Regions from separate parts of the Homo sapiens genome. Here region 1 is linked to region 2. The links are chromatin loops, found by intact Hi-C in ENCODE. Cell type or tissue: endothelial cell of umbilical vein. All regions are shown on one strand. Each heading gives the region's core, and the rest is flanking DNA. Links, peaks and the distances in the headings are about the cores only. Region 1 has its middle 180 kb from the start of ATF7IP. Region 2 overlaps ATF7IP (activating transcription factor 7 interacting protein).

Evidence for each region. Hi-C counts contacts between places; a loop is a spot of excess contacts. Peaks named below come from ENCODE experiments on the same cell type or tissue, not always from the same donor. Only the 100,000 strongest peaks of a DNase experiment are listed, where the experiment ranks them.
Region 1: it touches region 2 in a loop (21-fold over the local background); 8 of 110 quality-filtered maps call a loop at or near these places.

Annotation. Positions count from the first base shown.
Region 1 is chr12:14,179,227-14,195,268 of GRCh38, forward strand. It overlaps the pseudogene HMGN1P23. Among named protein-coding and RNA genes, the nearest start is that of ATF7IP, 180 kb to the right of the region's middle. RefSeq lists an enhancer at 6,701-6,820. In endothelial cell of umbilical vein, for the core only: a CTCF peak has its summit at 6,863 (motif pointing right); no DNase peak of the experiment used is centred there.
Region 2 is chr12:14,409,307-14,425,348 of GRCh38, forward strand. It overlaps ATF7IP (activating transcription factor 7 interacting protein), which reads left to right. Exons shown (of 15, transcript NM_018179.5): 2 at 14,603-16,042. The coding sequence starts at 14,610. Among named protein-coding and RNA genes, the nearest start is that of ATF7IP, 52 kb to the left of the region's middle. In endothelial cell of umbilical vein, for the core only: a CTCF peak has its summit at 9,421; DNase peaks (open chromatin) are centred at 7,525, 8,585, 9,365 and 11,755; H3K27ac peaks cover 3,300 bases.

The sequences.
Region 1 (16,042 bases), core at 3,536-11,535, 230 kb before region 2:
ATACTACATATGTACATGCATGTACATATACCACATACGTACATGCATGTACATATTACATACGTACATTTATGTACATATTACGTACGTACATATATGTACATACATGTGCATATTACGTACGTACATATATGTACATACACTATACTTGTACATATTATATATGTACATACACTATACGTGTACATATTACATACGTACATATATGTGCGTACACTATACGTGTACATATTACATACGTACATATATGTACATACGCTGTGTGTACATATTACATACGTACATATATGTACATATGCCATATGTGTATATACTATATATACATATGTACATATGCCATATGTGTATATACTATATATTACTATATATACATGTATGTACATATGCCATATGTGTGTATACTATACTATATATGTACATATGCCATGCGTGTGTATACTGGATGTAGTATATATGTACATATGCCATGCGTGTGTATACTATATGTACTATATATGTACATGTCATGCGTGTGTATACTATATGTACTATATATGTACATATGCCATGCGTGTGTATACTATATGTACTATATATGTACATATGCCATGTGTGTGTATACTATATGTACTATATATGTACATATGCCGTGTGTGTATACTATATATGTATGTACATATATGTGTAGACTATATATGTATGTACATATATGTGTATACTATATATACACATAGTATATAGTATATATACATAGTATATATGTATATATAGTATATATGTATATAGTATATACATATATGTACATATTGTATATACATATATGTACATATTGTATATACATATATGTACATATTGCATATACATATATGTACATATATGTATACACTATATACATATATGTACATATATACAGTGTATACATATATGTACATATATGTATACACTATATACATATATGTACATATATGTATATATTATACATATAATTTTTATGACCATATAATTTTATGGTGCATATATATGTGTGTGTACATATATATATAACTATTCTAAATATGTATCTACCTAATTACAGAGCCTGACTGATAAGAGAAACAGGAAACCTAAATAGAAAGCCAAATCATGAGTGAACTCCCATTCACAAGTGCTACTAAGAGAATAAAATACCTAGGAATGCAACTTACAAGGGATGTGAAGGACCTCTTCAAGGAGAACTACAAAGCACTGCTCAAGGAAATAAGAGAGGATACAAACAAATGGAAAAACATTCCATGCTCATGGATAGAAAGAATCAACACCGTGAAAATGGCCATACTGCCGAAAATAATTTATAGATTCCACGCTATCCCCATCAAACTACCACTGACTTTCTTCACAGAATTGGAAAAAACTACTTTAAACTTCATATGGAACCAAAAAAGAGCCCACATAGCCAAGACAATCCTAGGCAAGAAGAACAAAGCTGGAGGCATCACGCTACCTGACTTCAAACTATACTACAAGGCCACAGTAACCAAAACAGCATGGTACTGGTACCAAAACAGATATATAGACCAATGGAACAGAACAGAGTCCTCAGAAATAACACCACACATCTACAACTATCTGATCTTTGAGAAACCTGACACACACAAGCAATGAAGAAAAGATTCCCTATTTAATAAATGGTGTTGGGAAAATTGGCTAGCCATACGCAGAAAACTGAAACTGGACCCCTTCCTTACACCTTATACAAAAATCAACTCAAGATGGATCAAAGAGTTAAACGTAAGACCTAGGACCATAAAAATCCTAGAAGAAAACCTAGGCAATACCATTCAGGACACAGGCATGGACAAAGACTTCACGTTTAAAACACCGAAAGCAATGGCAACAAAAGCCAAAATTCACAAATAGGATCTACCTAAAGAGCTTCTGCACAGCAAAAGAAACTATCATCAGAATGAATAGGCAACCTACAGAATGGGAGAAAATTTTTGCAATCTATCCATCTGACAAAGGGCTAATATCCAGAATCTACAAAGAACTTACTTAAACAAATTTACAAGAAAAAAACAAACAGCCCCATCCAAAAGTGGGCAAAGTATATGAACAGACACTTCTCAAAAGAAGACATTTATGCAGCCAACAGACACGTGAAAAAATGCTCATCATCACTGGTCATTAGAGAAATGCAAATCAAAACCACAATGAGATACCATCTCAGGTCAGTTAGAATGGCAATCATTAAAAAGTCAGGAAACAACAGATGATGGAGAGGTTGTGGAAAAATAGGAATGCTTTTACACTGTTTGTGAGAATGTAAATTAGTTCAACCATTGTGAAAGACAGTGTGGTGATTCCTCAAGGATCTAGAACTAGAAATACCATTTGACCCAGCAATCCTATTACTGGGCATAAACCCAAAGGATTATAAATCATTCTATGATAAAGACACATGCACACATATGTTTACTGCAGCACTATTCACAATAGCAAAGACTTGGAACCAATCTAAACATCCATCAATGATAGGCTGGATTAAGAAAATGTGGCACATACACACCATGGAACACTATGCAGCCATTAAAAAAGGATGAGTTCATGTCCTTTGCAGGGACATGGATGAAGCTGGAAACCATCATTCTCAGCAAACTATCACAAGATCAGAAAACCAAACACTGCGTGTTCTCACTTATAAGTGGGAGTTGAATAACGAGAACACATGGACACAGGGAGGGGAACATCACACACTGTGGCCTATCGGAGGGTGGGGGGCTAGGGGAGAGATAACGTTAGGAGAAATACCTAATGTAGGTGACGAGTTGATGGGTGCAGCAAACCACATGGCACGTGTATACCTATGTAACAAAACTGCACGTTCTGCACATGTAAGTCAGAACTTAAAGTATAATTTAAAAAAGAGAGAGATCCTTTGTAGGGACATGGATGAAATTGGAAACCATCATTCTCAGTAAACTATCGCAAGAACAAAAAACCAAACACCGCATATTCTCACTCATAGGTGGGAATTGAACAATGAGATCACATGGACACAGGAAGGGGAATATCACACTCTGGGGACTGTGGTGGGGTCGGGGGAGGGGGGAGGGATAGCATTGGGAGATATACCTAATGCTAGATGACACATTAGTGGGTGCAGCGCACCAGCATGGCACATGTATACATATGTAACTAACCTGCACAATGTGCACATGTACCCTAAAACTTAGAGTATAATAAAAAAAAAAAAAGAAACTGGATATAGCTGGATTTTAAATCAAAACCTGTGAATAAAATTAACAAATCGTGTTTTAACTTAAGCCAATTAAAAATAATATGTTAAAAAAAAAATAAAATAAAATAAAAAAAAGAGAGAGAAATAGAAAAACCTACAAACATATTGGAGATTTAAAGGCCCTTAAAAAAAAAGGCCCTGTTTGTTTTGTTTTGTTTTGTTTTGTTTTGTTTTGTTTTGGACAGAGTCTTGCTCTCTCGCCCAGGCTGGAGTGCAGTGGCATGATCTCAGCTCACTGCAAGCTCCACCTTCCGGATTCACGCCATTCTCCTGTCTCAGCCTCCCGAGTAGCTGGGACTACAGGCGCCCACGACCACACCTGGCTAATTTTTTGTATTTAGGAGAGACGGGGTTTCACTGTTAGCCAGGATGGTCTCGATCTCCTGACCTCGTGATCTGCCCGCCTCAGCCTCCCAAAGTCCTGGGATTACAGGTGTGAGTCAATGCACCCGGCCCCAAAGTTCCTCTTTTAGTAAGTGGTAGCACAGGTACACAGAAATAGATATAGAAGACTTAAGCAACACCATTGACCAAACTGACCTATTGCCTTCTATAGAACACAACACTCAACAACAGCAGAAAACACATTCCTTTCAAGTACACATGAAACATTCACCAAGATGGACTATATTTGGGGCTATAAAACAAATTTCAATAAATGTAGTAGAATTTAAATCATAAACAGTATGTTCTTTGACCACAACTCAACTAATATCAATATTAAAATGACATCTAAAAAATCTCCAAATCTTTGGAAATTAACAATTCTAAATAATTCAGTAATCAAAGAACAAGTCACAAAAAAAAACTGGAAAACATTTTGAATTTTAAAAAAATGAAAACAACATTTCAAAATTATAGGATACAGCTGAAACAGTCCTTAGAGAGAAAGGTATGTCATGTTAAATGCTTACATGAACAAAGAAGAAGGGTCTAAACTTTGATGGTAAGAAACTAGAAAAAGAAGAGCAAATTAAACCCAAGGCAAACAGAAGAAATGAAATAATAAAAGTGTAGAAATCATTAAAATAGAAAACAGAAAAGCAACACAGAAAATCAAAACCAAAAGCTAGGTTTTTTCAAATTTAATAAAATCTGTAGACCTCTATAGCCAGACTTAAGAGACAAAAAGAATTACACAATTTAACAAAGATCAAGAATAAAAGAGGCTGGGGGCAGTGGCTCTGTAATTCTAACACTTAGGGAGGTAGGGGTGGGAGGATAACTTGAGCCCAGGCATTCGAGACCTGCCCAGGCAATATAGCGAGAACCTGTTCTAAAAAATATTAAGAAAAAAAAAAAAGGAATGAAGGAGGGAGACATCACTATAGATCCTAGAGATACAATAAAGAAACATTATGAATAACTTTATACCAATAAATTTAATAACCTACAAGAAATGGACAAATTCCTTTAAAAGCTAAAACTGCCAAATCTCATTCAAAAGGTAGATAACTTGAATATCATATACAAAAGATATTAAATTTATAGCTGCAAACATTCCCATAGAAAAATGTCTAGGCCCAGACGGTTTCAGTGGTGAAGGCTATGAAACATTTGGATAAGAAATAATACAAATTCTACACACATTTACAGAGAGTAGAAGATGAAATTCCAGCTAATTTTATCAGGCCAACATTAATAGCAAGTCCAGACCAAGATATTACAAGAAAAGTACATATCATGATCTCTCATGAACACAGATGCTAAAATTCTTAAAAATATATTAACAAATCAAATCTGGCAACATATAAAAAGAATAAACAAGTAAAGTTTCTCTTGGAATAGAGAATTTGCTCAATATTTGAAATCAGTCCATGTAAAAAGTAAAATCATATGATTATCTTAAGAGTTGCAGAAAAAGTATTTCATAAAATTCAATATGCCTTCATGATAAAAATTTTCAACAAGCTAAAAAAAATAGAATGAAGTTTTCTCAACCTGAAAAAGAAAACCTATAAAAAAAAGTATGCTAACATCACTTAAAGGTGAAAGACTGAATCCTTTCCCCCTAAGATCAGGAAGAACATCCATGCTCCCCACGCTTATTTAACACCACTGGAGATTCTAGCTGGGGCAATAAGGCAAGAAAAAGAAGTACATGGCCGGGCATGGTGGCTCACACCTATAATCCCAGCACTTTGGGAGGCCTAGGCGGATCACTTGAGGTCAGGAGTTCAAGACCAACCTGGCCAACATAGTGAAACCCCGTCTCTACTAAAAACACAAAAGTTAGCCGGGTGTGCATGCCTGTGGTCCCAGCTTCTCAGGAGACTGAGACAGGAGAATTGCTTGAACCCAGGAGGCAGAGGTTGCCATGAGCTGAGATTGTGCCACTGCACTCCAGCCTGGGCGAAAGAGTGAGACTCTCTCAAAAAAAAGATAAAAAGAAAAAGAAGTACATGCAGACACTTTGGAAAGAAAGAAGTAAACCTGTCTTCATTTGCAGACAACATGAGTATCTCTATGGAAATTACTATGGAATCTTTTAAAGCTAATAGAAATAAAAGTGAGCTTTACAGGCTCTCAGAATAGTAGGCCAGTATACATAAATTAATCGTGTGCTGGACAAAATGAAACTATGGTGCAAAAGCACTATTTTTAAAAAAAGAAAAAAAAAAGCATTATAAGTTCTAGAAACTGGAAAAATAGGGGAAAATCTTAAGAATTGAGAGGAGGGAAGAAAATATAAGTAATAAGATAAGGCTTAAGGAAGGAGAAAGACGGAGATCTTTGATCAATGAAACAACAGAGGATCTGTTAATTTAATCTGGAGACGGACCTGATTGAGATCATACTAAAAAGTAAAATAGAAGCCATCAAGTCTGATTTGGAATAAACTCTCAGGAGATTCTTGCAATCAATTAGGCAAAAAAGATGCCAGCTTGGTCTCCAGCAAAGGAGAAGGAGAAAAGCAAACCATAATCAAGAGAGAGTTGGAAGATTAAATCAATTGGCTATTGACAAATGTGGAAGGGAAGAGAGAAGGGGGAGACCAGGGCTGCTCCCAGATATGGGGCTGCAGCAGGGAATGACAATGCCCTGCAGAGGAGCAGCTGTGCTGGCTTCAGTCTCTGACTCACAAAATACCCCAGGGAAAGAGCAGGTGTCATCTTTAGCTTCAACCATAAAGTGGCATGCGGTGCAGAGAGTGGCAGCCTGCCTGGGCCACTTTACCCTAAAATGTGGCACCCACTGGGTCCTCCACTTCAGCCACTGCCCCGGGCACTGGCATAATGGTCATTTACAACAATCATTTCCCTTGCTCGCTTGCCTGGACACCTCCTGGGCCACAAAAGTGTGCCTCAAATTAGGCAACTGACATAATAGAGACAGTAGGACCTCTGTCTGAGTCGTGACCATTTTCTCTTCCCCTATCTTCTCTCAGGTTCGCTCTCTGAATTCTCCTGGGGGAGCTCCATCACCTATCATCTTTTCTTTTTATGAAACTTGAACATCTTAAGCTGAAATTAGCGACCCTTCCTGAATAGCAAAATGCAATCACCTTTACAGGACTCCAGATGTTTCAAATACAAAAAGCCATGGGCAGGAGTAACGTTGCAATTCCATGCATGCCTCAAAAGGGATTCGCAGCCTAAGCATCCACAAGAGGGAGCTCTCTAGTACCTTTTCACTTTCTCAATAAAGATTTACAATCACCTGCTGTGCACCAGGCTCTATGCTAGGAATTGGAGATACAATAATAAATAAAAATAAAAGGGCCAGCTGCAGTGGCTCATGCCTGTAATCCCAGTACTTTGGGATGCTGAGGCGGGAAGATCACTTGAGCCCAGGAGTTCAAGGCTGTAGCAAGCTATGATTGTGCCACTGCACTCCAGCCTGGGTGACAGAGCATAACTCTGTCTCTAAAAAAAAATATGTATTTATTTAGAGACGGGGTCTTACTCTGTCACCCAGGCTGGAATGCAGTGGCACAATCACAGCTCTTGGCAGCCTCAACTTCCCAGGCTCAGGTGTTCCTTCCACCTCCACCTCAGCCTCCCAAGCAGATGGTGCTACAGGTGCCCACCACCACACCCAGCTAATGTGTGTATTTTTTGTAAAGACAGGGTTTCACCATGTTGCCCAGGCTGGTCTCAAACCCCTGGGCTCAAGTGATCCACCTGCCTTGGCCTCCCAACAAATTAAAATTAAAACTGAAAACATAAACACGGGAGCAGTGGTTCACGCTTGTAATCCCATTTTGGGAAGCCAAGGCAGGAGGAATGATTGAGTCCAGGAATTCGAGACCAGCCTGGGCAACATAGCGAGACCTCATCTCTACAAAAAAATTAAAAATAAATAAATTAGCCAGGTGTCATGGCATGTACCTGTCTTCGTTCTAGCTACTCAGGAGGCTGAGGTAGGAGGCTTGCTTGAGCACAGGTCAAGGCTGCAGTAAGCCATGTTCACACCACTGCACTCCAGCCTGGGCAACACAGTGAGACACTGTCTCAAAAAATATATAAAAAATAAATAAAAGATCCTGGCCTCATGGATCTTACATTTCTATGGGAGACACAATTAGTAAGTAAACAAGCGGCATAAAACATTGTGATAAAGTTATTTAAAAAAAAACCAGAATGATGAGATAGAAACTAACTAGAAGAGGACACTCATCAAGAAGGGCATCTCTGGGGAGGCAGCATTTAGGCTGAGACTTGAAGGGTGAGAATGAGCCTGCCTTGTGCTCAGTACAAGTGATGCAACAGAAATGATTATGCCATATATTTACAGCTCTACACGTTATTAGGGTGTGGTGTGGGATCCGTGGCAGAAGTGGTGCTGTTAGCATAACTCAATACACGAGGCTGTGCAAGGGAAGATAGTATTTTGAAAAACTACATTATGCGACCTTCTCCCTAATTAACTGTTAAGGAAAACTTATTCAGTGATACTAGTTAAAGCATGGCAAGGAAAACGTCATTCAGAACCATCACGATAGCTACAGGGACCAGGGCAATGGGGTCTTGCAGTCAGGGAGAGACTGGGGCAACTCTGAATACAGCACAAGCAGGTGGAAATCATAATTGATGCCAACGAGCAGGGTGGAGGTCAGTGGATGGAAAATTACTAAGAGGAAACATCAGGGGTGAGGGGGATTCTGGCTAAACCAACACAACAGGATTCTTGCTGAAGACAGGCCAGGGTGAACAGGCATCGCGTTGGGGACGTGGGAGAGGAAAATTCTGATCAGATATCCAGGATGATCAGATACTGAGGATGAGGGGTTCTGGCTAAACTGACTTAGTAGTGTTCTTTGCTAAAACTGGATGTTGCAAGAAAGTGCATAGATGGGCTGAGCAGAAGATTTGGAAGCCTGACTAAACTTTGGCCAAGCAAAGAATCTTTGTCAAAACCTAAAGTATCGTGGGAGAGAAGGAGGTGCAGATTGGATTGAGACTGTGAAAGAAGGAATGAGAAGAGCAGGAGTTATTATTCAACTTATAACATTCAAGAGATGGCGTAGCATAACAATAAACTAGATAACAGACACAATTGAGAGAGAAAGGATTCTCTACATTTTTAACTCACATTAAGTGTATCAAGAGCTAGTCCCGATGGACTATAGTAGATAGATTGGAAGTTAAAGAAACATCCGCCCTCTCCTGATGAAGGGGATTGTAGGACAGGAAGAAAGAGGAAGACAGGAGGTGGTCCCACAACGGGTTCCCAGTTTCCCGGAAGTAAGGCGGACAGGCTGAGGGGGAACACCGGGGACTGCAGGGAAATTGCTCCATTCCTTTTTTGGGACTCTGGGAGGAGACATCTGCAGAGGGTATCCCTGCGCCAATATGGGTAAGAGAAGTTGGGCACCAGCATGACTTAGGGGCTCTGCTTCTCAAAACGCCCGTGGAACAGATTTTTTTGTTGTTCTTTTCCAATTACCCCTGATTCCCTAATAAAATACACTAAAAATGAGTCAATAGAAGAAGAAAATGAGGGAAAAAAAGGAATACAAGCTCAAGTTTTTTTATTAGATTCAATAGACATAAAATTCCTATCAACTTATTTTGAAAGTTTCAAACGATTCCACCAGACACTGTTGGAAGATAGAACAGAGATTGAACTCAGCTTTTAAAAAGCAGGGGAGTCCCACAGAATGCCTGCCCCTTCCATGGTGGCTTTCTGGCACCCAGATATGTTAACTGGCCAAGCAGGTAATTTCTGTGTGTTATTATCTAAAAGTGTTTCTTTATGAAAACACTGGGTGGGACCACAGGGCAGTCTCGGGTGAGAGGAAAAAGGGACAAGGTCAGACAGCCCCCAAGGAGAGTGGAATTGCTTTTCACACCAGAAAGAGCCTTGTATTCCTGCAGCCTCCCTAAATCATCCCGTGAGAATATGTTATTAGCAGACACCTTCAGAATCCCCTGCTAGCATCCTAACAGTGCTCTTGCCAATAATCATTTGGCCACATGCATAGAGCCAGCAGCAAAGACTGGCTTTCATTGTTTTATTCCTGGCAGTATATAGGCTTTCTGGCCTGAAGTAAGAGGAAGTAAGAAAGAAAAACATACATAATAAAATGGAGGAAGGTTCCAGCTCTCCCGGGCTTAGAAGGAGACCTGGTTCAATGCAACAGTATTTTACATTTAGCACTGTTACTTTGGGGGAAAGAAGAAATGAGACAAAAAAATGAAGAAGGTAGAGTGACATCAGGAAACCCTGGATAAAGCTAACCATTGCTACCTCCTTTCAGGGTGGCTGGTTCTCCTTGCTTCCTTTCTTTCTTTGCCACAAACACCAGGGTTCCAGAATTGTCCGCTTCTTCACAGGTACCACCACTTGGAATTTCCATATGTATCACGCTTGTCCGTAGAGGAAGACATAGCTGCCCCAAGAGATCCCCTTTCTATCTACACACAAACACAAGCAGCAGGGTCTTCGTGAATGTGAGAAACAAAGGGAAGGCAGCCGCAAAGATAATAGGTTCAAGGGATGCTGGTCTTGCTCAGCTGTTGCTGATTAATGGAGCTAGTGCACTCAATTAGAATAGGGTTCACCTGAGATTTGTCCCATCTCCAACTTTCCTCTGATAGAGCCTCCCTTCTATGTAAAAGGTAACCGTGTCTAGAGAGCCAATCAAGATAAAGTAATAGTGTCCTTTTTGTCCTACCTGGACCTGAGGACTTGTAGACTAGATAATTACCAATCAAATAGGCCACTAAGAAGTCCAGAACTTAGTATCTCTGGCTTTATCATAATTGCCTGAACCTGCAGCTGTTTCCTATGCATCCTAGGCAGGGATAACCTATAGTCTGAAGGAACTTGCCCTACTTTAAACTGCCCGCCAGTGCTCTTTGCAGAAAAAAAAAAAAAAAAAAAATGGAGTTCAGGAAGTTGGGATACAAATAAGAGTTTTGGAAAGGAAAAGACCAGTCCAGACAGAAAGGGCTGGACTGTTAATTGGCTGGCTAAATCAAAAGTCATCAGTATTTAGCCTACAGTAACCAAAACAGCATGGTACTGGTACAAAAACAGACACATAGACCAATGGAACAGAATAAAGAGCCCAGAAATAAAGCTGCACACCTACAATCATCTGATCTTAGACAAAGTTGACAAAAACAAGCAATGGGGAAAGGACTTCCTATTCAATAAATGGTGCTGGGATAACCAGCTAGCCATATGCAGAAGAGTGAAACTGGACCCCTTCTTTTAACCATATACAAAAATCAGTTCAAGATGGTTTAAAGACTTAGATGTAAAATCTGAAACTATAAAAACCCTGGAAGAGAACCTAGGAAGTACCATTCTGAACATAGGACTTAGCAAAGATTTCATCATTAAGACACTAAAAGCAATTGCAACAGAAATAAAAATGGACAAATGGGACCTAATTAAACTAAAAAGCTTCTGCACAGCAAAAGAAACTATTAGCAGAGTAAACAACCTACAGAATGGGAGAAAATATTGCAAACTGTGTATCCAACAAAGGAGTAATATCCAGAATCTATAAGTAATTTAAACAAATTAACAACCATTTGTCCATTAAAAAGTTGGCAAAGGACATGAACAAACACTTTTCAAAAGAAGACATACAGCCGGGCACAGTGGCTCACATCTGTAATCCCAGCACTTTGGGAGACCAAAAGGTGGGAGGATCACTTGAGCCCAGGACTTTGAGACCAGCCTGTGCAACATCGTGACTTCGTCTCTCCTAAAAATAAAAAATTAGCCAGGTGTAGCGATGCATACCTGTGGTCCCAGCTACTCTGGAGGCAGGAGGATAGCTTGAGCCCAGGAGGTAGAAACTGCAGGGAGCTGTGATCACATCACTGCATTCCACCCCGGGAACAGAGCAAGACTCTTGTCTCCAAAAAAAAAAAAAAAAAAAAAAGGAAGACATATACATGGCCAAAGAGCATATGAAAAAATGCTCAGTATCACTAGTCAAAAGAGAAATGCAAATCAAAACCACAATAAGATACCATCTCATACCAGTCAGATGGCTATTATTAAAAAGTCAAAAAAATAACAGATGTTGGCAAGGTTGTGAAAAAAAGGGAATGCTTATACACTGCTAGTAGGAATGTAAATTAGTTCAGCCATTATGGAAAGCAGTTTTGAGATTTCTCAAAGAACTCAAAGCAGAATTACTATTTGACCCAGCAATCCCATTATGGGGTATATGCCCAAAGGAATATAAATTGTTCTGCCATAAAGGCACATGCACGTGTATGTTCATCATAGCACTATTCACAATAACAAACGCATGGAATCAACTTAAATGCCCATCAGTGGAAGACTGGATAAAGAAAATGTGGTATGTATATACCATAGAATACTACACAGCCATAAAAAGGAACAAGATCATGTCCTTTGCAGCAACATGGATGAAGCTGGAGACCATTATCCTAAGCAAACTAACACAGGAACAGAAAACCAAATACTGTATGTTCTCACATTGAGTGGACTTCATGTCAACAGACATAGACATAATAATATAGGAACAATAGACACTGGGGCCTGCTTGAGTTTGGAGGGAGGGAGGAGGGTGAGGATCAAAAAACTACCAATCGGGGACTATGCTTACTACCTGGGTGATGAAATAATCTGTACACTAAACTCCCATGACACACAATTTACCTATATAACAAACCTGCACGTGTATCTCTGAACTTTATAAAATAAAAGTTAAAAACAAAAAATGTCATTAGTGTTTGAGGAAGGAGAGAAAAAAATAGAAACTTCAGACATACATTTGTTCAGTGCAAAACATTGTAAAATATATAGGGAAAAGTACTTTGAAATACATTCTAACTCAATCATAATGGTTGTGTGACTTTGGACAAGTTAATTTGTTTCTCTAGTTTCAGTTCCCTCATCAGCAATATGAGGAAAACTGGGTTTTTCTAACATCATTGATGAATTTGACCGTGTATGTGCTGTATCGTATTGGCTTGACCCAGGTCCCATCAGGTTCTCCCACTGCCCTGGCTGCAGGTCTCAGCAGTTCGAGCTGTAAGAGGAGTAGCAGTGGCCTCCTCACCATCAAGATACCCGAGAGGAGGGCAACTCAGCCCAAGACACAGTGAAGGAAGATCCCAAGAGGAGATGGGTGAGGTTGTCAGATAAACCTGCTCCTGCAACAGTAAAAACGAAAACAAAAAAGGCAGTGGGAAAGGATAAACCTTCAGACCAAAAAAGGCAAACAAAGGGGAAAAAGAAGAGGAAAGGGAAAACAGGCCAAAATGGCTAACCAGGAAACTCAAGAAGATTTACCTACAGAAAATGGAGAAACTGAAAATGGGGACAGTCCAGCCTCTGATGAACCTGGAGACAAAGAAGCCAAGTCTGATTAGTATCATATGCCCTGTCTTAGCCACAGTCCCTGTCTCCCTTCCTATACAATCCAGACGAATATTTTTTATCAACTATTTTGTAAATGCCAAGTGTTTTAGTAGCTCTAGAAACTTCTTTTTTTCTTTTTTTTATATTCTTTTTTTAAGACAGAGTCTCATTCTATTACCCAGGCTGGAGTGCATTGGCACATTCTGGGCTCACTGCAACCTGGGCCTCCCAGGTTCAAGCAATTCTCCTACTTCAGCCTCACGAGTAGCTGGGATCACAGGTGCCCGCCACCACGCCTGGCTAATTTTTTTTGTATTTTTAGTAGAGATGGGGTTTCACCATGTTGGCCTAGCTAGTCTGGAACCCCTGACCTCAGGTTATCCACCCACCTCAGCCTCCCAACGTGCTGGGATTACAGATGCGAGCCACCGTGCCCAGCCTCTAGAAACATTTTTAAGAAGGAGGGAATCCCTCTTCATCTCATTTTTTTTAAGTGTGAATGCTTTTATTTCAGAGATGAAATTATTTGCTAGTTATTTATTTTTGGTACAACCAGCAAATAATGTGGAATACTGGATTACAGGAGACTTTGACTGTCTTGGGTGTCGGCTTCATATTCCACAAATGGGGGATAGTTTTTATATCCTATAATAGAAAGCATACTACATGGCAATATGGAGTCACAGTCCCGCACTTAATGTCTTGAACATTTTTAATCCTATTCCCGTGTTGTTTTTTAGTAGAATTGTTTCCTAAGAAAACCACTCCTTGGGCCAGGTGCAGTGGTTCACACCTGTAACCCCAGCATTTTGGGAGGCTGAGGCGGGTGGATCATCTGAAGTCAGGAGTTCGAGACCAGCCTGGCCAACATGGCAAAACCCCATCTCTACTAAAAATACAAAAAATTAGCCAGGTGTGGTGGCACCCACCTGTAATCCCAGCTACTTGGGAGGCTGAGGCGGGAAAATTGCTTGAACCTGGGATGTGGAGATAGTAGTGAGCTGAGATTGCACCACTGCACTCCAGCCTGGGTGACAGGGCAAGACTCTGTCTCAATAAAAAAAGACAACTACTCCTTGATGGTGGCTCTCCCTGTCAAAACCACGTGTGCTCTGTAGCATCTTTGGTTGTGGTGGTCCTGTTTTCCTAGGAACTTTGTTAATGTGCTGTGAAAGATTGAAAATTTCAGTACGTAGTGTCTATGATATAAAATTGTTCATTGATGGTACTTACGTAACAGGTTATCCACATTTGAAGACACTGGCATTTGATATCTTAAGGAAATTTGGCCTTCAAATTTCAAGCGGCAAAGTCATGAGAATATCTGTTTTTAACGCTTACAATACATGGCTTTTTAGATTTTTGGTACAAAATTGTGTACAAATTGTGTGCAAAATTGTGAAATGTCTGTGTACGTACTGATCCCCAACACAACCAATAAAATCTCAATTAGAGAAAAAGAATTGCTTGATCCAACCTGCCCTGGCCTCTTGGCAGCTTGCCAAAGTGACAGCCCCCTGCCACTGCAGTTGCTTCCTCTCCTCATGCCACTCGCTGAGCTTCCACACAGCTGCGTTGTTTCTGCCCCAGCAGGAGCCTTGGCTGCTTAGGCGCCCAAGTTCTACCCGACCGGACCCAGCTGTTGGCTTCCCCAGCAGCTGCCGGGGAAAAGTGGGCGACGGGGGCGGGTGGGGAGGCAAATAACACCCTGGAGGTCTGGGAAATTTAAAAATAATTAGATGGTCAAGTTCTTCTGCTCTGAAAATTTTTAAAAAGCAAGAAATAAAGAAAGAGAAAAAAAAATCGTTAAATTTTGTCCAATGAAAAGCACAAAATAAGAAGCCACTGACGAATAAATCACTTACTTTTCCACCTTTCCAAACCTAATGGTCTGTTCTGGGTCTCAATGGATCTATGCAGCCTCTCAGGAGATGCCTTGTATGATGGGCTTGGCTGTGTCTTTGTGAAATAGTGATCTGCAGGATAAGAAAGATGCCACCTTATGTTTGCCTACCCTCCCTCCCTGCTTGAATTCCCTCCTTCCTTCTTCCTTCACTCTTGCTGCCCTGGAATTCCACTCCAAATAAAGTGTTAACGTATAAACTTTGTTTCAGACTCGTTGTTGTTGTTGTTGTTGTTGTTGTTAGTTTTTAGGGTTTTATACACAATTCAAGGACAAAAGGAGTACCATGAAGATCAAAGGAAATAGCGTTGGGAAAGCCATTTGTAAGTGTTAAAGTAAAACTTATGCGCATAAAAAGTCCACATGATCTTGAACAAGAAAATAGAGCGGTATAAAATGGCGTGACTGGCAGTGCTGCTGAGATGTCAAGCGATTATGGTACAGAAAGAAAGAAGCACTTAACTCAGCTGGGGGGTGAAGATGGGAGTAGAAGAGGGAGAAGCTCCAAATAAAAGAGGGCCTTTAGAATAGAGACAGCGCCTAGGCAGACGAGAGAAGGGTATTTCAGGCACAGGCAGAGATGTGACATTCCAGGTGCCTAAGAAAGCCTGCCCCAGGAAATTCAGGAAGGAACAGAGTCCGAAGAACAGGTAGAGTCAGACCATGAAGTACGCTGCCCACCACACTTGAGAGCTCGGACTTTTTTTCCTCGAGGCCATGAGTATTGCAGAGGAATGACGCTGTCGAGGGTTACTTTATAAATAGATCGCCCAGACACTGGTGTGGAGGGCGAAGAGCAGAGAGTGAGCCCAGAAGTAGGAGAACAATCAGGAGGCCATTGCATCAGTACCGGAAATGAAGGTGGAGGGCTGATCCAAGGCAGTGGCTGTGGCAATGTAAAGGAGAGGCAGACTGAAGGCGTGTCTAGGAAGTAAAATCAATTTTCCTGAATGCGGAGGGCCAAGCAAGGAAAAGTCATCTAAGAAGGCTTCAGATTTCAGGTGTGAGCAGTTTAAGATGGACAGTAGTGCCACCCATCTGGATCAAAAATAAAGGAAGAGGAGCAGAGATTTGCTTACTTTTGG
Region 2 (16,042 bases), core at 4,506-12,505:
GCCATATGTAACATCAGAAAGTTCAAGAAGTATACCTCATTTAAAAACATTTATCATCATTAATTACATATAAGGCCTTTTGGTTATAGTACCATTTTATAATAAAAGAGAATGTTTCTGTTTCACTTAAGACTTTCTAGTCTTTCTGGTAAAAGATAGTTAATTGAATTTTCCATATGCGGAAGACTTTATTAATATTTGCTCCTGGAGGGGTCACCTGTGTCATGCTTAGTACTGCTTTGTCTTTTGTTTTTTGTTTTTAAATATCTTGCGTGAGTATTTTATGCCCATTACTGCAATCCTGCAAGATGAGCATACTGTAGAATTATGTACCATTTGGGACAGGGAAAAAGAGTAATGAGCTCATCCAAGATGAGGACATAAGAGAACAAGGCTGCTGCTATTTTACACATACTGCCTTTCACCACCAATATAATCACAGATACACTTGTTGGCCTAAAAATGTGAACGCTCTAAAGTATAAACCAACACTCGGTTCTCTTGGTATAGTTGTTCTGTCCATGTTGGAAGTGTGACCCAGTAAAGGGGTTTAGGTTAAAAATAAATGAAAAACACTCAACTGAAGTTCTGCTATTTTTTTTAAAATATCTAGTTTATTGAGATACAGTTCACATGTCATACAATTCATCTGTTTGAGTGTATAATTCAGTGGTTTTCAGCATATTCACAGTCGCATAATCACCACAATCAATGTTTGAACATTTATATTACCCTATAAAGAAATCCTGTACCCTTTAGCAGCCAACCGTTATTTCCTCCCAGGCCTCCAACCCTAGGCAATTGGTAAGCCACTTTCTGTCTGTATAGATATAGATTTGCCTATTCTGGACATTTCATATACATTAGTCCCCCCTTCTCCACAGTTTTCGTTTTCTGTGGTTTTAGCTGTCTGTAGTCAACCGTGGGTAATATTAAGTGGAAAAATTTCAGAAATAAATAATTCATAAGTTTTAAATTTGGCACTGTTCTAAGTAGTGTGATGAAATCTCATGCCATTCTCTTCTGTCCTACGTAGGATATGAACCATCCCTTTGTCCAGTATGTCCAGCATATCTACACTGTAGACGCTACCCACCCATTAGTCATTTAGGAGATGTCTGGGTTATTAGATCTGTGCTGGTATCACAATGTTTGTCTTAAAGTCACCCTTATTTTATTTAGTAACAGCTTCAACGTGCAAGAGTAGTGATGCTGGCAATTTGGATATGCCAAAGAGAAGCTGTAAAGTGCTTCCTTTAAGTGAAAAGATTAAAATTTTTGACTTAATAAAGGAAAGAAAGAATCATATGCTGAGGTTTCTAAGATCTATAGTAAGAACTATCTTATACTTCTGTGAAACGAACAGTATATTGTTATAATTGTTCTATTTTATTATTAGTTATTGTCAATCTCTTACTGTTCCTAATTTATAAGTTAAATGTATGTATGTATGTATGTATAGGAAAAAACATAGTATATATAAGGTTCAGTACTATCCAGTTTCAGGCATTCAGTGGGTGTTTGGGAATGTATCTTCTATGGATAAGGGGGAATACCGTAAATGGAATCATTCACTATGTGGCCTTTCGTGACTGGCTTCTTTCACTCAGCATGTTTTCAAAGTTAATGCATGTAGTAGCATGTACAGTACTTCATTCCGTTTATGGCTGAATGATACTCTATTGTATGGATATACCACATTTTATTTATCCATTCATTAGTCACAGGGCATTTAGGTTGTTTCCAGTTTTGGGCCATTATGCGTAGTGCTTCTATAAAGCATTTGTGTACAAGTTTTTGTGTGGACATATGTTTTCATTTCTCTTGGGTATATACCTAGGAATGGAATTGCTGGATCATATGGCAACTCTGTGTTTCACATATTGTGGAACTGCCTGTTTTCCAAAGCAGCTGCACCTTTTTGCAATCCCACCAGCATTGTTTGAAGGTTCCAATTTATCCATATCATTGCCAATACTCATTATTCTTGTTGATTATAGCTGTCCTGGTGTGTGTGAGATGTTATCTCATTGTGGTTTTGACTTGCATTTTGCTGATGACTAATGATGTTTACTGCCTATGAACTATTGGCTTATAAAAGCCATAGCATTAGGAGAAAAACCTAATGTAGGTGACGGGTTGACGGGTGCAGCAAACCACCATGGCACTTGTATACCTATGTAACAAAACTGCACATTCTGCACATGTACCCCAGAACTTAAAGTATAATAATAATTTTAAAAAAAACAGAAAAAGAAAAAAAAAAGCCTTTTTGTGGAAATGCCTGTTAAGTCCTTTGCTCATTTTAAAATGGAGTTATTTGGTGTTTTATTATTGAATTGTAACAGTTTTTATATATTCAAGATACAAGTCTCGTATTGGGTATATGGTTTGCAAGTATTTTCGTCCATTGTGTGAATTGTCTTTTCACTTTCTTAGTGGTTTCCTTTGCAGCACGAACAGTTTTAATTTTGATGAAGTTCAGTTAAACTTTTTTTTTTTCCTTCTTCTTTTATTGCTTCTTCTCTTTGGGTCATATCTAAGAAACCATTGCCTGTTCCAAATTTATGAAGATTTTATGTCTTTGTTTCCTTCTAAGATTTTAGTTTTAGCTCTTAAATTTAGGTCTTTCATTTATAGGAATTAATTTTTGTATAAGGCAAGAAATAGGACTCCAACTTCATTCTTTTGCATGTGGCTATCCAGTTTTTCCAACACTCTTTGTTCAAAATACTATTCTTTCCCCATTGAATGGTCTTGTAACCCTTGTCTAAGACAATTTACTGTAAAAGTGAGGGTTTATTTCTGTTCCAAAATATATCCTAAGGATATACCTGTCATTTTACTGGTAGTATCACACTGTCTAGGTTATTGTAGCTTTGTAATAACTTTTAAAAATGCAAAGTATGAGTTCTCCAAGTTTATTTTTCTTCTTCAAGATTGTTTTGGTTGTTCTGGGACCCTTGCATTTTCATATTAATTTTAGGATCAGCTTACCAGTGTCTGCAAAGAAAATAGCTAGGATTTTGATAGAGATTGTTTTGAACCTGTAGCTTAATTTGAAGAGTGTTGACATCTTAAGGATTTGAGTCTTTTGATTCATGAGTATGGAACGTCTTTTATTTATTTATGTCTTTAATTTATTCAATAGTATTTTATAGTTTTCAGAATATTAAGTTTTGTACTTCTTTGGCAAAATTAATTTTTGATATTACTCTAAATGAGATTGTTTTATTTTTGGATCATTTGTTTCAAGGGTATAGAAATGCAATAGATTTTTATATGTTAATCTTATTATAGTGAACTTTGTTAAACTCTTATTCTAATAAATTTTTAGTTGATTTCTTACTATTTTCTATATACAAGATTTTGTTATCTGTAAATAAAAATAGTTCTTTCTTTTTTTTTTAAGTTGTATGACTTGTGGCTGGGTGTGGTGGCTCATGCCTGTAATCCCAGCACTTTGGGTGGCCGAGGCAGGTGGATCACCTGAGCTTGGCAGTTTGAGACCAGCCTGGCCAACATGGTGAAACCCCGTCTCTACTAAAAATACAAAAATTAGCCAGGCTTGGTGGTTCACACCTGTAATTCTAGCTACTCAGGAGGCTGAGGCATGAGAATCACTTGAACCCAGGAGGCGGAGGCTACAGTGATCTGAGATTGTGCCAGTGCACTGCAGCCTGGGTGACAGAGAGGGACCATGTCTCAAAAAACAAACAAAAAGTTGTTTGACTTTTATTTCATTTTCTTGCCTAATTCTCCTGGCTAGAACTTCTAGTTCAATGCTGACTAGAAATGGTGAGGGCAGATATCTTTTGTTCTGATCTTAGGGTGAAAGATTTCAGTCTTTGACCATTAAGTATGATAGCTGTGGGTTTTTCCTTGGTGCCCTTTATCAGGTTGAGGAAATCCTCTTCTATTCTTAGTTGGTTGAGTGAATTCTGCTCTTAATTGCTATGTTAAATTAAGGATGAGATAATTTAATACTTAGAAAGCTGCTGGTAATACTCTTGTAGCTAATACATGAAGCAGTCAGCAGGCTGGTGAAATTGGGGAGGGAGTCTACTCTCAGGTCTCATTTACTGAGTAGATAGGTATTACCAGTGATCTTAAATGGCATCTCCATTTTCAAAGAGATAAAGAAGACAATTGCTGAACATTCTATTAAAATGGTACCAAAACTTAAATGATGAAATGCATAAGAAGGGTTCCTGTGCTGAAGAAAACAACTTGGTACTGAATTGGGTGTCTGCTTTACCTTACCAAGTTAAAATTACTATTTGTGTAATTATTGATAGTAATATAATTATTGATTTATTAATTCACATCATATGTAAAGTTGAAATTAATATAAATTATCACATAAACTAATGAGAAAAGGATATGTTTTGTTATAGTGACTCACATATATTATTCCTCGATAAGCATCAGTTTCTTTTTCTCCTTTCAAGGTGTGTAATAAAAGGGTTTTTTTTCAAGGTGTTAATAAAAGGCAGAATTTATAAGGCATGGTTGGGAATAATAAACATCAAATTCAAGATTATGCTTATCTTTGCATTTAGGAGTCAAGAATGGAGAAGAAGGAGTAAGCTGTTGTGTTGTACAGGGCACTTTATTTTTATTTCATAATAAAAAATTATATGTGTCAGTATAGCTAAAACTTGAGCTAGAATGGAACTTAGCAAGCATCTGCCCTAACTTCTTCAGTTTTACAGTTGAGGAAACTGAACTCCAGAGAGTTAAATTGATTTATTCTATGGTGGTTGTATACTAATGTTAGAACATGGAATAGAACCTAGTTTTGTTAGTTCAGAAGTCTTTTTGTTATGCCAAGCTTTTTAGAATATGTGTATTTTAAAGTGTGATAGTTTGCATGATATTTTATAATTATACTTCTTTACAGCAAGAGGATTATATGTCCCTACCTTTTGCCATGTGACATGAGGTGTTTCCCCTTGGGAGGTTTTTTACTTCCCATGCCCTTAGTGACTTAATTTGGTTTTAGCCAATGGAATGTGAATGAAAGTAATGTACACCATGTCTAAGCAAAAGCTTTAAAATAAGCTTGTCCTGCCGAGGGCCCACAGGCTGCATAGAGCCCAGGGCTGTTTTGAATGTAGCCAAACACAAATTTGTAAACTTTCTTAAAACATTATGAAATTTTGTTTTTCAGCTCATCTGCTATCGTTAACGTATTTTATGTGTGACCCAAGACAGTTCTTTCATTGTGGCCTAGAGAAGCCAAAAGTTTGGACACCCTAGCTAAAAGCTATTGTATACTGTATATCTCTGTCATATTGGTCTTTTACCTCTGCCACAAGGCCTAGATGGGGTGAGGGGGTGCTGTTCCTTCAGCCTGGTGTCCTAGAATAATGAAAAAGTATACAGTTATTAGCCAGTGAAATTTTATTGTTGTTGCTGCATTATCATCTAGTAAAAGGTGACTGACACAGAAAGTTAGCTGTCCAGCTTTTCTCTTTAGGTTGGGTTAATAAGAAAAGTAAGAGTTATTTCCAGGCATTTGAAGGATTTACATCTTTCAGCTCCTCATACCTCATTCTGGGTGTTTTACTTCACCCAAGCAAAATGTGAAAAGTACGTTTGGACAAATGATTTCTACTGCTGGTTATTTATTTATTTTTTTAATGAGACCTGGTCTTGCTGTGCTGCCCAGGTTGGTCTCTACCCTTTAGGCTCAAGCAGTCCACTGCCTCAGCCTCCCAAGTAGCTGAGATTACAAGTATGTGCCACTGCGCCCAGCTCTGGACAAATGATTTCTTAAATGCCTGTGGAGATAAATACAAGACCTTCTGTAACTTCACTCCTTATCTGCATAGGGATAGTAGAGTTTGGCAAGCTAGTGAGTAGGGCCTTGATGGAAAATTGGCCAATTTTCTAAGGGGGTGTAATTTGCTCTATGTATTCTAAAATGGCATTTGTTGGATCAGGTCATTTAATTTTATTTTGCCCATGTAACACAATGATCCCAAAAATTGACTTGGAGAAGTAATTTTAAGGTATCTTATGTTTTTATCATGTGGACCATTCCAAAATTTCTGAAAACATAGCACTGAATGCAACAAGAAGTTAGATTGTAGTGACAGTTCTGGCTTTGATGTAACCAAACTTTTAAGGACATGATTTACTCCTGCCTTGTCTGGGGAATTGTTGGTAACCTTGTCTAGGGAATTGTTGGTAAAGCAAACTCCCAGTTTCCTTTGTGGTTGGTTATTTTTTACAATTTAGTTTGGGGATATTGCATTCCACATTTTGGTCGGTGACAGGCAGAGGGGTTAATTTGTGAAAGTGTCAAATATTATGATCACTTGATAACTTACTCAACTGAGTTTATGAGTATTTGATAAACAGATTTCACCACTTACTGTTTTTTTTTTTTTTTAAGATGGCAGGATAGCTAGTGACAGTTATTTTATACCAGTTAAGAGAACCGTAGCTGACAATGCAACAGTGTAACATCTGTTTACATAGCCTTTATGTTATACTGGGTATTATAGGTAATTTAAAGATAATTTAAAGTATACAGCAATATGTGCATAGGTTATATGCAAATACTACACTACTTTATATAAGGGACTTGAACATTGTCAGATTTTGTTATCTGTAGGGAGTCCTGGGACCAGTCTCCCACAAATACTGATGGACATGGTATTTAAAATAAAAATTTCAAAATCTTTATACTAAATTTGAGCAGATAAGTATCAAAGTGAGTGAACAGATTCAGTAGTCTATTTAATGGGCAGTAAGCAGTAAAGCAGATTATTAGCATCTTTTGTGCAACCCACTATTCTTTATGATTTTATTTTTAGAGTATTGCAAATTCTCAAGCAAAATTTAGAAGTGTAAAATAAAATCATACAGTTTTCAACTGAGAATGGGATTCTTAAAGAATCTAATAGCAGAGTTGCATTTCTAAAGAGGTTAGAAATTATCAGCATAAAGTGATTATTTAATATTTAATTCAGCCATTTAATGAAAATAAACTCAAATTAAAATTATTTTCAGTAGAAAAATGAATGAAATTTTTATTCAGAAAAATGTTGTACTCTCAGGCAACAGCATGAATATAATTGGAATGCCTTTGTCAAAGATAGAAATGCCATGTCCACTTAAAAGGTTTTGCTTGATGTTTTCTAAGCTTTTGCTTTAGTTTTATTTTGAAGTATACTTCATCAGATATTCATTACTTTGAATTAATACAGCATTTGTTTTGTCTATGTGTTGTATATGCTTTTTGACCCAACAATCGTGGTACTTAGTTAAGTCTGTTCTTGGAAAGCAGTACAGACCCTAGTTTATTTAATCAAAGAAACCCTACCATGACCTGTTTTTCAAACAGAGCATCTAGAGTTATATTCCTAATGTTTCCATTTCATTGTTCACCTTGATTTTCACATCCTTTGCATTTTTAATAGAGCTCTTGCCCTCATCTTCTTCCCTTGTTGCTGGGCAAGGTTTGTGACACTGATGTCTGATTGGTTTTAGACTATTTCGGCTTTGAGCCAATCAGACAGTGAATTTCAGTTCTCTCACAGGACTGAAACATTGAAGCAGCTGTTGATATATTTTTCCTGTGGGGAGATTATATAAACTAAGAGTATGGCTGCAGCAAGCTCCCTCTTGGGTATGTTTGAAAAATTACAAGGTTCATCTGTAAGGAAGGGGGGAAATGAGGTTTATTTTTAAAACTTGGTTATTAAGAACACCTAATAAGTAGTGAATTTGAGAAAAAAATTCTGATAACAAATTTTCCATTTTTATTTTATAATCCTATATTTAAAGAACTATAGAATGGTGTAATATAATAAAAATGTCTTTAATTTTCATGAATATTTACTTTGTAATCCACACATTTGTTTTATAATAAAGCTTTGAAAGGATATCTCATATAACCTTTTGTAACTTGCTGCGAAAGGCAGTTAAGGAGAAAAGGATGTAGTAATTGTACTTATACCACTTAATATAGGTTGTCCAGAATCAGACATTTAGATTTCATTAGATGAATTAAACTAAGTCAGTTCAGTGCAGTAGACAGCACAACACTTCATAATACTATCCCTAGTAATCCTTTGGGTCCAGAATACTATTAATTTTTGGAATCGGAAATCTGTAACAATAGTGGTAGATGGGTATGAAGATTTTTTTTTTACTTGTCTGGATTTAAGGTTTTGCTAGATTTATATATTTTATATGTATGGTCTATGGAATTTTTAAAAAGAAATTTACATTTGAATTTTGCATTGTATAGAAAAATATGTTCTTACGTATATTGTCCATGTTTGACTTATTCCTCAGGTAGGAAATTAATTTATATTAATGTATATTTCTTGAAATGTTCATGGATATTTATTAAAGCAAATAGCATAAAAGATGTAAATCTTATCCATTTATGTGTGTGGTATATTTAATGCGTGTTACGTGGATTTAGGGTTTTATGTAAACTGTGTTCTAGATTACTTATTTCAAACAAAGAACCACACTTAAGTATTGCAGATACAGTTTTTGTTTAACTATGTTTTTCTGACCTTATTGTCTGTCTCCTGTTGCTGGGCAGGAATCAGAATGCTGGCTGCTGATTGGCTGAGTTTGTGAGCAGCTCTTGAACAGCCATTTAAATTCTTGAGCTTTTTGAGCAGGCAGATTGTAGGCTAAGACATAACAGCTTCCCTTTGTTGTTTCATTGCTATGATCTCTTGCTAGAAAGAAGTGGGTGGAGGGGGATGAAGCAGAGAAGAGAGTAATGTTTTCATTTAAAGAAGAAGCTCGTTGGGCTTTCCTTAAAAATATTTTAAAAATAATTTACCAAAAATTTGAAAAAAAAATTTCCAAGCCAGAGAGACTTATTTGCAGGTAACATACCCTTCTCTGGTTATTTAAATATAAATTTCTATAGAAAAAGGTTTTATTAGTGATATTATTTTCCCAGAGTTCTTGAATATACAGAGACTTAAAAAACATTATTTTGACTCTCATCCTCATGAAAAAAATACTTTCAGGAGAAACTAGTTCATCATGTTTTGCAGTTACTTTTAGACATGGCAGACATCTTCTGCCGTAAAATACCAATGCTTTTTTCTGTGAAAATGAATTACAGTCATGTGAAAGCTTTCTGATTTGAGTTGCCACCTAAAATACTAACATTTATTTTATAGAATAGTTTTATGAATGGCATCTTAGTTCTAGGCGACAGTACTAAAATGATCCTTGGAAGTGTTTTGCACTGGTATTACAGCCATGGAAACTTGTTTGCAGGTAACACACCCTTCTCTAATGTGTATCTTTCTCAAATATGCTTCGCTAATGCAAAATACATTTCTAAAAGCAGACTGCTGATTGGTTTGTACAGATATGGCTGAACTAGTTTGAACTAATTGTTCGTGTTACTTCCTTATTGCTTTGTCTGTTTTTTATTATATTTAGAACCCATAAGATCTGGTAAATGGCTGTAGTGTGCTCCCTTGTGGGTATGGATGGTAGTTATTCTATAATTCTTTTTAGAGTGCTTTATTATTACTGAAGTTAATGACAATTTTATTGATAAAATCAACTTTTCTTGAATTATATATTTTTATTAAATATTATTTGGTGGTGGCAATTTAATATTAACTGTGAGGTTTACATGTTGGATTTTCTAATTTATATAAAAAATACCAAAGAGGAATTTGTCTTAGACTCTTTAGTTTATTCCTAAAAACATTATCCTGAATATTTAGTTTATTCCTAAAAACGTTATCCTGAATATATAGATGGTGATGGTTATACCATTTATTGAGTTCTTACTACATTCCAAGTGCTTAATGTATAGAATCTCATTTAGTTCTCATGGCAACCTTTGTGACAGGTGTTGGTATTAGTCCCTTTTTAAGGTAACCAAAACTAAGAAATTGATGTTAGGTAATTTGCCCAGTCTCACACAGTAGGTTTCCTGGGAGAGTTGGAATTCAAATCTGTGAATCTGTCTACAGTCTACAGAGTTCATGTTCTTAATTGGGTTATTAAAAGTGATGAATTTTTTTAAAGGAATGCTTACTTTTAATGTAAGAGTTCATGTTCTTAATTGGGTTATTAAAAGTTATGAATTTTTTAAAAGGAATACTTTTAATGCAATTGGTAATAACTACCAGCTGTCCATCTAATATCTGAGAAATGCGGATATTATGAGGCTAAAGTTCAAAAGAATGGCCTTTCAGTATTTTGAAATACTTAAAGGGTAACTATACTACTTATATTATAAACTTAATTATTTTGTAGTTTTGGAATTAGTAAGGAAAAGTGACAGCAAAATACAATGCATTGTATCTGTATCTTTTGCAGAAAATTTTGCAGTTAGCAAAACTTTGTAATGATGGGAAGGGAAAAACCTTGAAGGTGTGAAATTTTAGTCTGTAATTAAAAACCCTTAACATAATGTTTTGTATTATATTATACAAATTTTGTATAATTTTGTATTAAGGTTTTGTATTATTATATATACATTTTGTATTAAGGTTTCTGTTTAAATGAAGAGTAATTTTTCTAAATAGTTGATTTAGTTATATAATTTAAATAAAATGGCTAGAATAAGAAATATGTTCTAAGTAATTGGCTTAAAGTGAGAGAATGAATACAGAATGTATCACAGTCTAGAAATTCTCTGACAAAGTGCTAGAATCTCAAGCTGAATTGGCTTCCAGCAAGTAGGCTAGGCTTATTATTTTATGCGCTTCAGCCAAAGACCAGCAGGAACACCTTTGTAATTGAAAAAGTTAGGTTTACTATTTGCTGCAGGGAGGAAATAATGTTCACTATGGGGAAACTGTAAGGCACATCAATCAGTAAGAGGATGTTAGAAAAAACCTAGTATAGGATTTGAGTATAGTATAGGTTGGGTTATTTTGGGGAGAGATTAAGGAAGTAGATCCTTATCGTGGATTGGGTGACATCAGAAAGTGGGGGCACTTCTATTCTTGGGTATCTCAATAAATTTTATCTATATAGGGAGGACAGACTATTACAAGATAAAGCTGTAATTGATAAAGAAGTTGGCCTGGTGTGGTGGCTCACACCTGTAATCCCAGCACTTTGGGAGGCCGAGGCAGGTGGATCACGAGGTCAGAAGATCAAGACCATCCTGGCTAACACGGTAAAACCTCATCTCTACTAAAAATACAAAAAATTAGCCGGGCGTGGTGGCGGGCGCCTGTGGTCCCAGCTACTCGGAAGGCTGAGGTAGGAGAATGGCATGCACCCAGGAGGTGGAGCTTGCGGTGAGCCGAGATCACGCCACTGCACTCCAGCCTGGGCGACAGAGCGAGACTCCGTCTCAAAAAGAAAAAAAAAATAAAGAAATAGCCATCACTCATTTAGTGAGGGGGGATGTTTGGAATTTTGTGGGTTGCACAGTGACCTTGTCTGACTTGAATGTTCTCTGAGTTGGTTTTATGTCCAACCAGAGAACAGCATGGCTTAACTGTAAGCATCAGATCCATTAACAACATTGAGCCCTAACTGTGAGTATCAGTTAAGTTTCCAGGCATCAGGGGCTGCTTTTCTTTCTTTCTCAGGCCAAAGCAAATGTATTCTACCATATCATTCCTACTGGTGATGGTAATGGTAAGTGACTATCCAATGTGAAAACAGTATTCCTGCCTCCTGTACATCTTAGTCCTTAAAGCAATTTTGTTTTATTCTACTATTGATTGATGACATTGTTTTTCTTCAGAACCACATCCTTGTGCTCTTTTGTTTGCCTTTATTGCACTGGCCAGATGTTAACAAGGAAATGGTTACAGGAAACATCCTTGTTTTCTTCTGATCCTATTTCAATATCAGACATGATATCTCTAGTTTTCTTGGTAGATAACCTTTATCAGATTTGAGTAAGTTTCCTTGTATTCTTAGTTTCTGGCAAGTTGTAATTATGCATCAGTCTTGAATTTTGTCAAATGAATATTCTGTATTTGTTGAGGTAATCCTTTGTTGATTTTGTCCCTCTGTTCTGTTTATGTGGTGAATTAAATAGCTTGATTTGTTTTGTGGTTTTCTTTTTTGCTTAACAGAAGTTTATCGTCTCAGAGTTCTGGAGGCAACACATTTGAAATCACGGTGTTGTCATTGCCATTCTCCCTCTGAGGGTGCTGAGGGAAGGATCTGTTCCAGGCCTCTCTCCTAGCTTCTGGTAGTTGCTTGGCTTGTGGTACCATAACTTCAATTGTCACATGGCATTCTCCCAGTGTGCATGTCTGTCTGTGTCCAGATTTTCCCCTTTTTATAAGGACACCAATTGTATTGGATTAGGGCTCACTTTAGTACCCTTATATTACCTTGATTACCACTGTAAAGGCCCTATCCGAATAAGGTCACATTCTGAGGTACTGGGGCTTAAGACTAATATCTTTCTGGGGATGTGGGGTGTGGGATGCTGCACAATTCAGTCAGTAACATCCTGGTACCAGACATTCAGTTTAGGCAAAACTCGTAATTGTACACTCTGCTGGGCATGAAATAAAGTCAGAATGCATCATGGCTTGTTCATGGTCAACACTGCTTGATTTTTGAATGTGAAATCAGCCTTGTATTTTTCTAAGCGAGCTTCACTTGGTCAGAATTCATTACCTTTTTAAGAAACCTACTTCTAAATAAGTCATAGATGAAAGAAGAAATCATGATGGAAATTAGAAAATATTTTAACAGAATAATGTAAATGACACATTAAAATGTGAGATGCAACTAAAGCAGCTCTTAGAGGGAAATTTATAGCTTTATATGCACACATTACAAAAGAAGAAAGATTGAAAATAACACTTAAGCTTGAATCTCAAGGAAAAGGATGACATGTTAAGCTCTTTCCAAGAAAAAGTAAGTGAAAAGAGATAATAAATATTAGAGTAAATAATTAAAACAAGAAAGCAGATATAAAACCAAGAAATATCAGCCAAGTAAAGGTTCATACTTTAATAAGTGAATAGAATTGATAAAACTGTAGCACAACTTACCAAAAAAAGAGAATACACACACACACACACACACACACACACACACACACACACACACAACCTTTGTATTTATTTTGAAATTTTTTTGTAGTGGCATTACTGAGATAAAACCACATATCTACTATTCACCCACTTAAAGTACAATTCAGTTATTTTTAGTATATTCACAGAGCTGTATAATCATCACCATAATCAATGTTAGAACATTTTCATAACCCTGTAAAGAAATCCTGTACCCTTTAGCAGCTACTCCTCATTTTCTCCAGAATCTTCCAACCCTAGGTAGTCACTGATTTACTTTCTGTCTCTAGATTTGCCTACTCTGGACATTTCATATAAATTGAATCATTCAGTATGTGGCCTTTTGTGACTGGCTTCTCTCACTCAGCATATTTTTAAGGTTTATGCATGTAGTAGCATGTTCAGTACTTCATTCCCCTTTGTGGTTGAATGATATTCTGTTGTAGGGGTATGGCACATTTTATTTATCCATTCATCAGTTATGGAACATTTAGGTTGTTTCCAGTTTTGGGCCATTATGAGTAGTGCCTCTATAGAGCATTTGTGTACAAGTTTTTGTGTGGACATATGTTTTCATTTCTCTTGGGAAATGAATGGAATGGAATCACTGGGTCATATGACAACTCTGTACTTCACATATTGTGGAACTGCCTGTTTTCCAAAGCAGCTGCACCTATTTGCAATCCCACTATCATTGTATGAAAGTTCCAGTTTTTTCACATCCTTGCCAACACTCATTATTCTCGTTGATTGTAGCCGTCCTGTCGTGTGTGCAGTGTTATTTCATTGTGGTTTTGACTTGCGTTTCCCTGATGTCTCATGATGTTTATTGCTTATGGACTTTTGGCTTAGGGGTCTCTTTCTGGAAATGTCTGTTCAAGTCCTTTGACCATTTTTAAATTGGGTGATTTATTATTGAATTATAGCAGTTCTTAGATATTCTAGATATAAAAGTCTGTATTCTATATAAATATATATTCTGTATTCTAGATATGAAATTCTAGATTCGAGATAAAAGTCTTATCAGGCATATGATTTGCAAATATTTTCTCCCATTGTTGTGAATTTTCTTTCTTGATGGTAATCTTTTGTTAATATGTTTATAGTTCTGCCAATCTAAGTATGCTTGGTTGCAAATGTAATCTTTCCTTACATGTTTCTTAATTCTTCCTCCTTTTTCCTTTATCTCTATACCTGTTATTTCCCTACTGTTGTTCTTACACTTTTATTTTTCTTTCTCATTTTCTTCAGGTACTTTTTTTTTTTTTTTTTTTTTTTTACTTTATCTACCTTTTTTTTGCTTAAACATCTCCATACTCTGTGAATTCCATATTGGAAAAAAAAACTTGTCCCTTTTCCCCCTAATACTTTCTAGTTGATTTTCTAGTAGACTATGGCCATTTTTGATTTTGTATTACACAGATGCAGTAAATATGATAATTAGTATACAACAAGCAGTAGGTTTTCTATGTCTTAAACATTACATGAAATGTGCTGCTTGCATCTCTTCTAAGATCAATTTGTATTAAGTCTACAATTAGGTGGCTTCTGTTTCAGTTATTAAACTCTCTTTCTCTTTTTTCTTAAAGATTCAGAATGGACAGTTTAGAAGAACCTCAGAAAAAAGTCTTTAAGGCTCGAAAAACGATGAGAGTGAGTGATCGTCAGCAACTTGAAGCAGTGTACAAGGTCAAAGAAGAACTGTTGAAAACTGATGTCAAGCTGTTAAATGGCAACCATGAAAATGGAGATTTGGACCCAACCTCACCTTTGGAAAACATGGATTACATTAAAGACAAGGAAGAGGTGAATGGCATTGAAGAGATTTGTTTTGATCCTGAAGGAAGTAAAGCAGAATGGAAGGAAACACCCTGTATCCTAAGTGTTAATGTAAAAAACAAGCAGGATGATGATTTAAATTGTGAACCTTTGTCTCCCCATAATATAACTCCAGAACCAGTCTCTAAACTGCCTGCTGAACCAGTTTCTGGTGATCCAGCCCCTGGTGATCTGGATGCCGGAGATCCAGCCTCCGGAGTACTGGCCTCTGGTGATTCCACCTCTGGTGATCCCACCTCTAGCGAGCCCTCCTCTAGTGATGCTGCCTCTGGTGATGCAACCTCTGGTGATGCCCCTTCTGGTGATGTGTCCCCTGGTGATGCCACCTCTGGTGATGCCACTGCTGATGATCTCTCCTCTGGTGATCCCACCTCTAGTGATCCCATCCCAGGTGAACCGGTCCCTGTTGAACCCATTTCTGGTGATTGTGCCGCTGATGATATAGCCTCTAGTGAAATAACTTCTGTTGATCTGGCTTCTGGAGCACCAGCTTCCACTGATCCAGCCTCTGATGATCTGGCCTCTGGTGATCTATCCTCTAGTGAACTGGCCTCTGATGATCTGGCCACTGGTGAACTGGCCTCTGATGAGCTGACTTCTGAATCAACCTTTGATCGTACCTTTGAACCAAAGTCTGTACCAGTTTGTGAACCAGTTCCTGAAATTGACAATATAGAACCAAGTAGCAATAAAGATGATGATTTTCTTGAAAAAAATGGAGCTGATGAAAAATTAGAGCAAATTCAGAGTAAAGACTCATTGGATGAGAAAAATAAAGCTGATAATAATATTGATGCTAATGAAGAAACTCTAGAAACAGATGATACAACTATTTGTTCAGATCGACCTCCTGAAAATGAAAAGAAGGTAGAGGAAGATATTATCACAGAGCTTGCTCTTGGAGAAGATGCTATATCTAGCAGTATGGAAATTGACCAAGGTGAAAAGAATGAAGATGAAACTTCTGCAGATCTTGTAGAAACGATTAATGAAAATGTTATTGAAGATAACAAAAGTGAGAATATCTTAGAAAATACAGACTCTATGGAGACAGATGAAATCATTCCTATTTTGGAAAAGCTTGCACCTTCTGAGGATGAACTTACTTGCTTTTCTAAAACATCTCTCCTTCCAATCGATGAGACAAATCCAGATTTGGAAGAGAAAATGGAAAGTTCTTTTGGTTCACC